Linked DNA regions of Homo sapiens: all the other regions are linked to region 2. A link is a contact called in ENCODE Hi-C or POLR2A ChIA-PET data. All regions are on one chromosome and are shown on one strand. Each heading gives the region's core, a stretch centred on a gene start or an enhancer-like site at or near the end of the contact. The rest is flanking DNA. Distances are from core to core; before and after follow the strand shown.

The links. Hi-C counts contacts between places; a loop is a spot of excess contacts on that map. ChIA-PET counts read pairs that join two places held with the same protein, here RNA polymerase II (POLR2A). Pooled maps may share reads with other maps.
Region 1: a pooled map shows a loop between it and region 2 (23-fold over the local background). The contact joins the promoter of COPE here to the enhancer-like site in region 2. A Hi-C loop is called at or near these places in 4 of 50 pooled maps. POLR2A ChIA-PET finds 5 or more read pairs at or near these places in 3 of 52 experiments (K562, OCI-LY7 and WTC11).
Region 3: a loop to region 2 is called in a pooled map, with 6 times the contacts of the local background. The contact joins the promoter of FCHO1 here to the enhancer-like site in region 2. A Hi-C loop is called at or near these places in 2 of 37 single-sample maps with no recorded cell type and 7 of 50 pooled maps. POLR2A ChIA-PET finds 5 or more read pairs at or near these places in 2 of 52 experiments (both WTC11).
Region 4: a loop to region 2 is called in a pooled map, with 5 times the contacts of the local background. The contact joins the promoter of UPF1 here to the enhancer-like site in region 2. A Hi-C loop is called at or near these places in 2 of 50 pooled maps. POLR2A ChIA-PET finds 5 or more read pairs at or near these places in 3 of 52 experiments (BJ, HEK293 and HepG2).

What each region holds. Positions count from the first base shown.
Region 1 is chr19:18,917,999-18,920,698 of GRCh38, forward strand. COPE (coat protein complex I subunit epsilon) reads right to left here and starts at 1,389. Exons shown (of 10, transcript NM_007263.4): 1 at 1,225-1,389. The coding sequence starts at 1,350. It overlaps DDX49 (DEAD-box helicase 49), which reads left to right and starts at 1,717. Exons shown (of 13, transcript NM_019070.5): 1 at 1,717-1,858; 2 at 2,582-2,700. The coding sequence starts at 1,744. RefSeq lists enhancers at 1-489, 1,392-1,991 and a silencer at 1,122-1,311.
Region 2 is chr19:18,303,328-18,306,075 of GRCh38, forward strand. No RefSeq gene overlaps it. Among named protein-coding and RNA genes, the nearest start is that of LSM4, 18 kb to the right of the region's middle. RefSeq lists enhancers at 1,372-1,751, 1,642-2,147. Within about 2 kb of position 1,329, at least 37 of the 41 ENCODE cell types and tissues checked have a DNase peak (open chromatin) inside an H3K27ac peak, as active enhancers do; they include OCI-LY7, where a contact is called at or near this core.
Region 3 is chr19:17,750,062-17,752,761 of GRCh38, forward strand. It overlaps FCHO1 (FCH and mu domain containing endocytic adaptor 1), which reads left to right and starts at 1,416. Exons shown (of 29, transcript NM_015122.3): 1 at 1,416-1,516. It overlaps FCHO1-AS1 (FCHO1 antisense RNA 1), which reads right to left and starts at 1,336. Exons shown (of 5, transcript XR_007067152.1): 1 at 1,155-1,336; 2 at 597-689.
Region 4 is chr19:18,830,674-18,833,380 of GRCh38, forward strand. UPF1 (UPF1 RNA helicase and ATPase) reads left to right here and starts at 1,286. Exons shown (of 24, transcript NM_002911.4): 1 at 1,286-1,767. The coding sequence starts at 1,537. RefSeq lists silencers at 1,090-1,349, 1,470-1,569, 1,720-1,809, 1,820-1,899.

The sequences.
Region 1 (2,700 bases), core at 139-2,638, 610 kb after region 2:
GCCAACATGGTGAAACCCCGTCTCTACTAAAAATACAAAAATTAGCCGGGCCATGGTGGCGCGCGCCTGTAATCCCAGCTACTCGAGAGGCTGAGAAAGGAGAATTGCTTGAACCTGGGGGCGGAGGTTGCAGTGAGCCGAGATCACGCCACTGCACTCCAGCCTGGCAACAGCGCGAGTCTCCATCTCAAAAAAAAAAAAAAAAGAAAAGAAAAGAAAAGAAAAAAGAAAGATGTATGGGAACAGACACACAACTCTCCCTCCCAGATAAGCACAACGAAGAGACACAGAAGCAGTTCAAGCCTCTGATAAACTCTCCGACCCTGAATCCTTAAAAACTCTTAGTCTGTAAAAGAGTGTTACTCTGACCCAACTCCGCCAGAAGGCGCCTCTCAGGTTTGTTTTCTCTAAAATAAACCTGTCTTGACTGGCAAGCCACCTTTCGTGTTTCTTTCCTCTTTAATTCTTACAACTTTGTCACCCAGGCTGGAGTGCAGTGGCGCGATCTCGGTTCACTGCAACCTCGGCCTCCGGGTTGAAGCGATTCTCCTGTCTCAGCCTCCCGGTAGCTGAGATTACAAGTGCCCGCCACCACGCCCGGCTAATTTTTGGTAGACTCATGGTTTCTCCACGTTGCCCAAGCTGGTCTCGAACTCCTGGGCGCATGCGATCTGCCCGCCTCGGCCTCCCAAAGCGCCAGAATTACAGGCGTTTGAGCCACTGCGCTGGGAAACTGTGTTTATCATTCTGAGTCCAGCGGAATACAGTGCCCGTCCAAAAAAGTGCTCAATGAAGAATGAATGAATGAATGGGTAAGCTCTGGGAGAAATAACCAGGCTGGTTGGGCAGGGAAACGTCCTTCTCTGAACTTTAGGGTTCTCATCCGTAAAATGAGGATAAGCAACAGTCTCCATCTCACGGGAACTGAAGGTATGGCTGAACAAAATAGGCTTATTGTCACTACAGTGGCATAAACACCTCCCTTACTCAAAACACTTTCAAGGGCGCAGAGAGAACGCTGTACGAGTGAGCAGTACCGTAAACTGTTACTGCTCTGGGTTCTGTCACGGGACAGTGACTACTCCTCACTGAACTGTGGAAGAGGTGGCCCAAAAAACGCGAGAAGAAAAGAGAAAGTTTTTAGACGCAGAACGCGGCTCGCGGCCACCAGAAAGCGTCCTCCGCCTCCGCCCCCAGCGTCCCCGCGCCCCTGCGCGGCCGCACCTTCACCCGCTGCGCCTCGTTTATGCACTGCTGGTAGCTGCCGATGTAGAAGGCGTTCTTTACGTCGAACAGCTCGTCTACCTCCCCGGAGCCGCCGGAGGCCGGGCCGGGGGCCGGAGGCGCCATTTCGCTGTCTTCTCACCAGCTCCTCTTCCTGAAAGACACGTCAGCCGGAAGCAAGACACGGGCACGCTAGGAAATGTAGTTTACTTTTTCCGAGCGGCGGCGAAGTAAGCCAATGGGAAGCTCCACAATAATATGCAAGGGGGCGGAAGGCGTAAGTGCGTCACGGAGAGCATCTCGGGAATTGTAGTGTGTTTCTGCAAGCCAATGGGATCCGGGGAAACATGATAAGGATGCGGTCGAGGCTGGGAATAGGCTGAGGGAGCTGGAGAGGGTGGGACCACGCAGGAGGCAGATCCAATAAACAGGAAGATTTTTCTCGTGACGTCGTCGGCGCGCGCCGGAAGCGCGGATCACACGGGCCCCTACAAGGGGCCCCTACAAGCGGCCACAAGGATGGCAGGCTTCGCGGAGCTCGGGCTGTCATCGTGGCTCGTGGAACAATGTCGGCAGCTGGGTTTGAAGCAGCCCACGCCCGTGCAGCTCGGCTGCATCCCCGCCATCCTGGAGGGTGAGTATGGCCCAGGGCCTTCCCCAAGAGGCCTCTCCGCTCCTCTCGACTCCTTTCCCTTCTCGCAACCTTTGCTTATTCCGGTCCCACGAGGCGAGGGGCAACCTCGGGCGTTACAGGAGATCCGGGGTTCCGGAGGACGACTGGACAGTGTTGGCATTTAGGTTGCATGACTGACTCGCTTTGTGTTCGTACGCAAGTGATGTAATCTCTGAAATTTTCATAGTCTCAGCACAGGGAGGGTTTGATGGATGACTAGTCCGATAGTATCGCAAAATCCTGCAGACCTGGTACTGCTATCTTTATTTTACAAATAGAAGTTGAGGCTGTCAAAATTGCTGGTAGATCCAGGACTCCTTGGTCCTGTGATTGCTCCTCTAGGAGAAGGTCTTCTCTCTGCTCCTCTAGCCCAACCCAGTTTCGCCATTAAAGAGAGGCCCACAGGAAGCCTAAGATGTGATAAGTCAGGGATTAAATAAACAAATGAAGGGGTCAACAGGGAGCACAAGATGCATATGAGGGAAGGGAATTCTGGATTCCCCAAATTCACGTGCTCCTGGACGGAGTTAGAACGAGGTGGTAGGAAGCTGTGGGCATCTCGGGTCAAATGGATATGGGTTCCAGTCCAGCCTGCCACTCACTGGCAGTGTGTCCTGGGCAAGGTCTCTGAAACCCAGCTGTCCACACATGGAGGGTGTTGATGCTGCTTTGTCCCCAACCCAGGTCGAGACTGCTTGGGCTGTGCTAAGACAGGCAGTGGGAAGACAGCAGCGTTTGTCCTTCCCATCTTGCAGAAGCTGTCTGAGGATCCCTATGGCATCTTCTGCCTCGTCCTGACACCC
Region 2 (2,748 bases), core at 79-2,578:
GGTCTCAAACTCCTGGCCTCAGGTGATCCGCCTGCCTCGACCTCCCAAAGTGTTGGAATTACAGTTGCCGCTGTGAGCCACAGCACCCAGCCGGCCTCCTCTTGCTCTGTGGAAAGGAGGTGCCACCTCGGGGTCCTGCACTTCCTGGGCAAGGCCAGCTGGTCAGCCTAGGCCCTGGCAGCCTCCTCCTCCCTGCCCTGAGGCCCCAGCACTGCCCCCTTCCTGCTTCCACCCCTGCTTCTGACTGTTCCAGAACCCTCTGTGGCTGCTTCTCATGTCACTCAGGGCCCACATCCTCCCCATTTCCTGCCCTTCTGTTTGCTCCTGTGTCCCCTGGGCACAGGGCCTTTGCACGGGACTGTCCTCCTGACCCCTGCTGGTCCAGAATGTTCTTTCCCAAGGTGGCTGGCTCCCTCGTCTCTCAGGCCCTTCCTGAATCTTCAGTGTCCTTCTCTCACCTTCCCTGACCACCTCTTCATTCACCTCCTCACGAGCCCGCCCTGTTTCTGGTTTCTTTTTCTTTTTTTTGAGAGTCTCGATCTGTCGCCCAGGCTGGAGTGCAGTGGCGCGATCTCAGCTCACTGCAACCTCCGCCTCCCAGGTTCAAGCGATTCTCCTGCCTCAGCCTTCTGAGTAGCTGGGATTACAGGTTTGTGCCATCACGTCCGGCTAATTTTTGTATTTTTAATAGAGATGGGGTTTCACCATGATGGCCAGGTTTTGAACTCCTTATCTCAGGTGATCCGCCCACTTCGGCCTCCCAAAGTGCTGGGGTTACAGGCATGAGCCACTGCGCCTGGCCTGGTTTCTTCTTTTTACAGCATTTATGCATTTGATATGCATATGCTTGTGGCTGGCTCACTCCTGTGGAAGGGAAGGATTGCCGGGGCTGTGTCACCAGCACCTGGGACAAGGCAAGTGGCCCTAGTGCCAGGCTCGTGCCAGGCCCTGGGCTCCAAAAGAAGAAGGTGGGGAGGGAGGTGACAGGGACACAGGCCATCTGGGGGTGGCTGTCAGAGTAGTGCTGGGAACAGCAGGTGAAGCCCAGAGGAGGAGAGGAGGAGGAGAGAGAGGAGGGGGATGGGGGATGGGAGTGGGGGATGAGTGGAGGAGGATGGAGGAGGAGGGGAATGGGGAGGAAGATGGGGAGTGAGAGGAGGGGGATGGGGGAGGAGAAGGAGAAGGAGGAGGAGGAGGAGGAGAGAGGGATGGCTTCCCACAGCTGCCTCTCGGGGGCCACTGCCCAAGGCCAGCCTCTGCACTTTTGTCCCTGAAGCGGGTGTTTGGCTCCAGGATGAGGTGGCGTCAGCAGCCGACCCGGGCCTGTCGCACTCTGGCGGGGGACTGTGGGCTGGCCCTGCAGAGCTCAGCCCCCGGCTGAGTCACAGCACAGCGCCAGGCGTGGGCCTCCCTAACAGAAAGCAAACTCCAGGCGAGAAGGTCTGGGGGCGGGTGGGGACCATCTACGATAAAGGCAGCCCCAGTTGGGTGAGGAGGGCACAGACCATCGGAGGGACAGAAAGACCTGGAAGCCTTGGATTTAGGAACTAGACTGGTGCTTTTGGTTTCTTTTCTTGTTGAGGGGGCTGAGGATGAGGCTTTGTGAAACCAACCAGGAAGAATGAAACACAGAGCTGGTCCGACACCCAGCTCGAGGGAGGGGGGCCGGAAGCTTCTGGAAGTTGGCTGCCCCTAAGCAGGGGCCACTCTAGCCCACAAGGCCAAGTTGGCAGAGGCAGACGAGGGGACTCTGCGGCTCAAGTCACGGGCCAGGAGCCCGCAGCTGCCGGGCTGGAAAGGTCAGAGCCGGCTCTGCGTCTGGCTGCGCCGGCAAGAAGCCACAATTACGCAGGCAAAAGAGCCCGGGGATTAGCCCCAGCACCTGGGACCCTGAATGGTGAGAAGGCACCTAGGGGGTGTTGGAACACATTCTGAGTTCAGAGCCTGGTCAGGGAGAAAAAACCAAACGGAGATCAGGAAGGGGAAGGGGCCTTCGAGGGCTTTCCCATCCCAACTTCCCAGGATGCCTGACCCCAGAGCTCCTGGATTTGATCCACGCCTCGTGACACACACAACCCCTGGGAGGAAGGAGCCCAGGCCCCTTGGAGAGCCCCAGAGGCCTCTAAGGGCCGGTGAGTCTAGGACATGGGGCAGGAGCTGCAAATGGGGCCTCCCTGCTCCCCACCCTTCCTTCCCTCCTCCTCTAAACATTGCCCCACCCACCTCGCCCTGTGAGCCCAGCCCCCTGCACGGCCCACACTGTAGGGGCATGGGGTGTGCCAAGAGATGCTCCTGTCGACCAGGCGCAGTGGCTCATGCCTGTAATCCCAGCACTTTGGGAGGCCAAGGCGGGAGGATCACTTGAGATCAGGAGTTCAAGACCAGCCTCGCCAACATGGTGGAACTGTGTCTGTACTAAAAATACAAAAATTAGCCGTCTGTGTTGGTGCACACCTGTAATCCCAGCTACTCAGGAGGCTAAGGCAAGAGAATCGCTTGAACACACGAGGCAGAGGTTGCAGTGAGCCAAGATTGTGCCACTGCACTCCAGCCTGGGCAACAGAGCGAGACTCCGTCTCAAAAAAAAAAAAAAAATGCTCTTGTCCAACAGGCAGGTGGGTGCCGTGGGCCGGTGCATCCCAAGGCTTCCAGGCCCGGGCCCCCAACTGCTGCCCCTGCCTGTGTTGAGGGGGCGGGTTTGTGAGGTTCAGGGCAGGCCACATCCTGGACCCCACATGCCCCATCTCT
Region 3 (2,700 bases), core at 166-2,665, 550 kb before region 2:
TTGCTGATGTGGTTCCTGCTTTGTTTTATCTGTTCTGGGGCTGCTCACATGTCTCAGCCCCAGGTTTGCAAGACTTGGTGCCGGGAAGGCAGGATGGGGACCTCTGAGTCAGCTGGCAATGTGCTGTGTAACCTTGGGCAAGTCTCCGGCCATCTCTGGGCTTTGTGCTGGTACTGTACAGGCTGGGAGACTTGGGTTCTAGCAGGGCTGACTTCTCCATCAGACCCAAAATGCCCAGTGTCTCAGGCTCACAGTGCTTTTAGGGGTCCCTAGGTTGATGTTTTCACTTCTTTTAAAATCCAAAGGGAAAAAAATGAACTCTTGGGTTGAAGGAAACATTTTTGTGTATAATATTAATATATTTGTCTTTATGTCAATGTAGTTGTAAAATACAGTTTTGTTTTGTTTTGTTTTTGAGACAGAGTCTCTCTCTGTCACCCAGGCTGGAGTGCAGTGGCTCGATCTCCGCTCACTGCAACCTCCATCTCCTGGGTTCAAGCGATTCTCCTGCCTCAGCCTCCCGAGTAGCTGGGATTACAGGCATATGCCACCCCACCCAGCTAACTTTTGTATTTTTAGTAGAGACGGGGTTTTACCATGTTGCCCAGGCTGTTCTCGCACTCCTGGGCTCAAGCAATCCACCTGCCTCGGCCTCCCAAAGTGCTGGGATTCCAGGCATCAGCCACCACCTAAAATATAATTTTAAATTTCTTTTGTAGTGAAGGAAAGCGCTCATGAATGCAAAAATGTCTTCCCCTTTCTTTTCTTTTTTTTTTTTTTTTGAGATGGAGTCTCGCTCTGTCGCCAGGCTGGAGTGCAGTGGCGCAATCTCGGCTCACTGCAACCTCTGGCTCACTGCAACCTCCACCTCCCGGGTTCAAGTGATTCTCCTGCCTCAGCCTCCTGAGTAGCTGGGACTACAGGCATGGGCCACCACGCCCAGCTAATTTTTGTATTTTTAGTAGAGACGGGGTTTCACCGTGTTGGCCAGGATAGTGTCAACCTCTTGACCTCGTGATCCACCCACCTTGGCCTCTCAAAGTGCTGGGATTACAGGCGTGAGCCACCGCGCCTGGCCATGTCTTCCCCTTTCTGAGCGCATTTCCCTCTCTGAGCCTCAGTTTGCCCAGTCTGTGAAGTGGGTATCGGCCTACCTCAGGATGGCAAGATGTTGAATGCCTGGGCCAGGGTTGGTGCTCAGTTATTTCCCAATTGCCATGATTAATATTTGTTCGGTAAGAACAGCTCCAGGTTCAGGCCGGGGGGCTCCAGGTTCAAGCGCCTCTTGTTTACTCACCCATGGCCTGTGTGGTTCCAGGGAGGTCCCATGGGTGCTGATCGGGCGGGGGAGGAAAGGTGGCGGTTGGATGGTAGGCGGGGCGGGGTGAGCTTCCTGTCCCCCCCCCAACCCATGCACACAAGCCTCCAACTTGGTGCTGACGGAAGTGGCCTCGTGGCTGTCTCCTGGCGCCTGCCCCGTCAGACAGGGGCCCCATCCCACTCGCTACCCTGTCCGGTGAGTTTGAGCCCTGGCCAGTAGATACCCATCATCTCGCCTTGGCCCCCCTCAGGAACAGAGGGGAGGCCCCCCTGCCCGGAGCCTGGGTTTCAGGAGAAGTAGCAGGTGTCACTTCCTGGGCTGGCCAAAGCCTGCATGGGGCCACCCGTTGCCCTGCCCCCCGTCCCCCATTCCAGCTGTGAGTGGTGGTTTGGGTTAGGGGGGCGGCAAGGGGAGCTTGGAAACCCAGAGAGCCACGCGTGATGGTTTCAAACAGGAGGTCATTGGCAGACAGACCAGGGGCAAAATCACAGTCAGCCGGGACCAATGATTGATCTCTCTGTGCCTCGGTTTCCTTCATAAAGTTGGGGTTGCCTCTGAGGGCATGGCATGAAGATTGGATGAGCAGATGCGTGTGAATAGTTGGGTACAGGGTCGCACACATACTGGTGCTCCATGTGTATCTGTCTGCCAGAGGTGGGGTGAGGCAATCTAATTGAAACTGTGAAAACAGTAGTGAGATTCTTGGTTTCTGGGGAACTTGGGCTCCTTGGTTCCTGGGATCTTCTAGAACAATGTTGGCCATCCAATACAGCAGCCATCAGCCCCATGTAGCTACTGAGCCTTGGAAGAGAGGCTGGCACAGCTGAGGAGCTGGGCATATAATTGTATGTATGTATGTATGTATGTATGTATGTATTTAATTATTATTTTTTTAAGACAGAATCTCACTCTTTCAACCAGGTTGGAGTGCAGTGGGGCAATCTTGGCTCACTACAACCTCCGCCTCCCAGGTTCAAGTGATTCTCCTGCCTCATCCTCCCAAGTAGCTGGGACTACAGGTGTGTGCCACCACGCCCTGCTGATTTTTATATTTTTTGGTAGAGATGGGGTTTCACCATGTTGGCCAGGCAGGTCTCGAACTCCTGACCTCAAGTGATCCACCCACCTCGGCCTCCCAAAGTGCTGGGATTACAGGCGTGAGCCACTGCGCCCAGCCAATTGTATTTAATTTTACTTGGTTTAACATTAATACAAAAATTAATACAAAAATTAAGGCCAGGGGTTGTGGCTCATGGCTGTAATCCCAGCACTTTGGGGGTCCCAGGCAGGAGGATGGCTTGAGCTCAGGAGTTCGAGACTGGCCTGGGCCACACTAGTGAGACCTAGTCTCTACAAAAAAAAAAAAAAAAATTTATTTT
Region 4 (2,707 bases), core at 36-2,535, 530 kb after region 2:
GGCAACAGAAACCCTAGGCTCAGAGAGGTTAAGTCACTTGTATAATTTCACACAGCTGGTAAGTGGTCAGGTCTAGAGTCCACCACAGACCATGTGCTTCCAGTTGTTTTGCTGTATACGTCCACTAAATAATAATCATAGCAAAAATAGTAATGGTATAATAACAGTGGCAGAGGCATCAGGAACAGCAGCAACCATCATTTCCAAGTGCCAGGCCCAGTACGTAAGACTATCCCCATTCATTTATTTTTACTTATTTTTGAGACAGGGTCTCGCTCTGTCACCCAGGCTGGAGTGCAGTGGTGCAATCTCGGCTTACTGCAGCCTCAACTTCCCAGGGTCAAGCGATCCTCCCACCTCAGCCTCCCTAGTAGCTGGGACTACAGGTGCGAACCACCACGCTTAGCTAATTTTTTTTTTTTTTTTTGAGACAGAGTCTCACTCTGTTGCCCAGGCTGGTGTGCAGTGGCACAATCTTGGCTCACTGCAACCTCCGCCTCCTGGGTTCAAGCGATTCTCCTGCCTCAGCCTCCTGAGTAGCTGGGACTACAGGCTCGTGCCACCACGCCTGGCTAATTTTTTGTATTTTTAGTGGAGACGGGGTTTCACCATGTTAGCCAGGATGGTCTCGATCTCCTGACGTCATGATCCACCCGCCTCGGCCTCCCAAAGTGCTGGGATTACAGGCGTGAGCCACCGCGCTCGGCCTAATTTTTATATTTTTTGTAGAGATGGAGTCTCACTCTGTCTCCCAGGCTGGTCTCGAACTCCTGAGTTCAAGCAGTTCTCCCGCCTCAGCCTCTGAGTGTTGGGATTACAGGTGTGACCACCGCGCCGAGCCCCACTCCCTTTTTAAACCAATGCACAGGGAGCATCTACTATGTGCGAGGCACCCTCCATTTTACAGATGGGGAAACTGAGTTCCAAGCAGCTTTTGCCAGGAGTGGGAGCGCACCGTCCCTGCCCAGTCTCTCCAGTTGGGCGTTCCGAGACCACCTATGTAGGGTATTCGGCTAGCGCTCAATTAAACCGAAACACCGTCGCAGCGACCACAGGTGCAGACCACCAAGTCCACACCGCCAGCCGCCCGGGCGTCCCCAATTAGCAGTTGGGGCGGGACCAAGTCCTCGAGCTGCCGCCGCAGCGGCGGTTGAAAGCCCCACCCCCTGCGCGTGCGCGGTGCGCGTCCCGTCTTCCTGCTGGGCACCAGGCGCCCGCGAAGAGCGCGCGCGCTTCCGCCGGCGTCGGGCTCGCGCACGCGCACGGCGACGGCGGCGGTGGCGGCAGTTCCTGCTCTAGGCTGCGAGCGGCTGGCGGCTTCGAGGGGAGCTGAGGCGCGGAGGGGCTCGGCGGCAGCGGCGGCGGCTCGGCACTGTTACCTCTCGGTCCGGCTGGCGCCGGGGCGCGCGGTTTGGTCCTTTCCGGGCGCGCGGGGGCGACAGCGGCAGCGACCCGAGGCCTGCGGCCTAGGCCTCAGCGCGGCGGCGGGCTCGAGTGCAGCGCGGAACCGGCCCGAGGGCCCTACCCGGAGGCACCATGAGCGTGGAGGCGTACGGGCCCAGCTCGCAGACTCTCACTTTCCTGGACACGGAGGAGGCCGAGCTGCTTGGCGCCGACACACAGGGCTCCGAGTTCGAGTTCACCGACTTTACTCTTCCTAGCCAGACGCAGACGCCCCCCGGCGGCCCCGGCGGCCCGGGCGGTGGCGGCGCGGGAGGCCCGGGCGGCGCGGGCGCGGGCGCTGCGGCGGGACAGCTCGACGCGCAGGTGAGCGGCACATGGCGGTGCCGGAAGCCCGGGCCCGGCCTCGGCGCCTGAGACCTGCCCCGAACTCGCCTCGGGCCCGGCCTGTGTTTGGCCGGAGTCCCCCATCGCGGCCGGGCCTGGGGCGATCTGCCCCGGGTCCCCTACTCTGGCTCGGCCTGAGCTTACCTGCCCCAGGTCCTGCAATCTGCCCGGGCCTGGCCTGATCTGCCCCGGGTCCCCCGCTCCGGCCGCGACCTGGCTGAGTTCCTTCGGCCCCCAACTCCTGGGCCGGGCAGACTTGCCTCGAGTCCTCCACTTCGTTCGGGACCGAGCTAACCTGACCCTGTTCCTTTACGCCAGCTGGGTTTGCTCCCCCTCCTGGGCCCGGGCTGACCTGCCTTGTGTCCCACAATCAGTCTGGCCTGGAGTAACCTGCCCCCTGACTTATCTGAGTTCTTCCATTCCATCCGGGCTAGGGTGACCTGCCCTGGTCCCTCTTTCGCAGGTCTCGGTATTCTGCCTCGAGTTCTCCTACGACCTGGGCCGGGTCTTGCTCAGGCCGGAGCTTGAGTGACTTCCCTCAGTCCCTTTCCGGGAGTATCCAGGGTGACCTGCCCTAATCCTGTCTCTGGCCTGGTCCGGGGGTCCTGCCCGGTCTCCCCATTGGTGGGTCTGGCCGCCTGTCCCACCTCCCATCTGTGGTCGCAGCCATCTGGGCACCCCACCTTTCACAGTCACGGAGCGTAGGTTCGACTTTCCCCATGCATAGGGGCGCTGGCCAGCGGAAGGTTGAGGCAGAGAAGAATTTTTGCCTCCCATGGAGGAGCACATATTGGCTGGCTATTAAGATCATTCAGGAAGCAGGTTGTATTTTGTTTTTTCTTGCATCGCCTGTTGCTGAAACCGACCTGTTACATAACTTCACAACTCTTGCCTTGGAAAAGTTGGGTTTGAGTTTTGT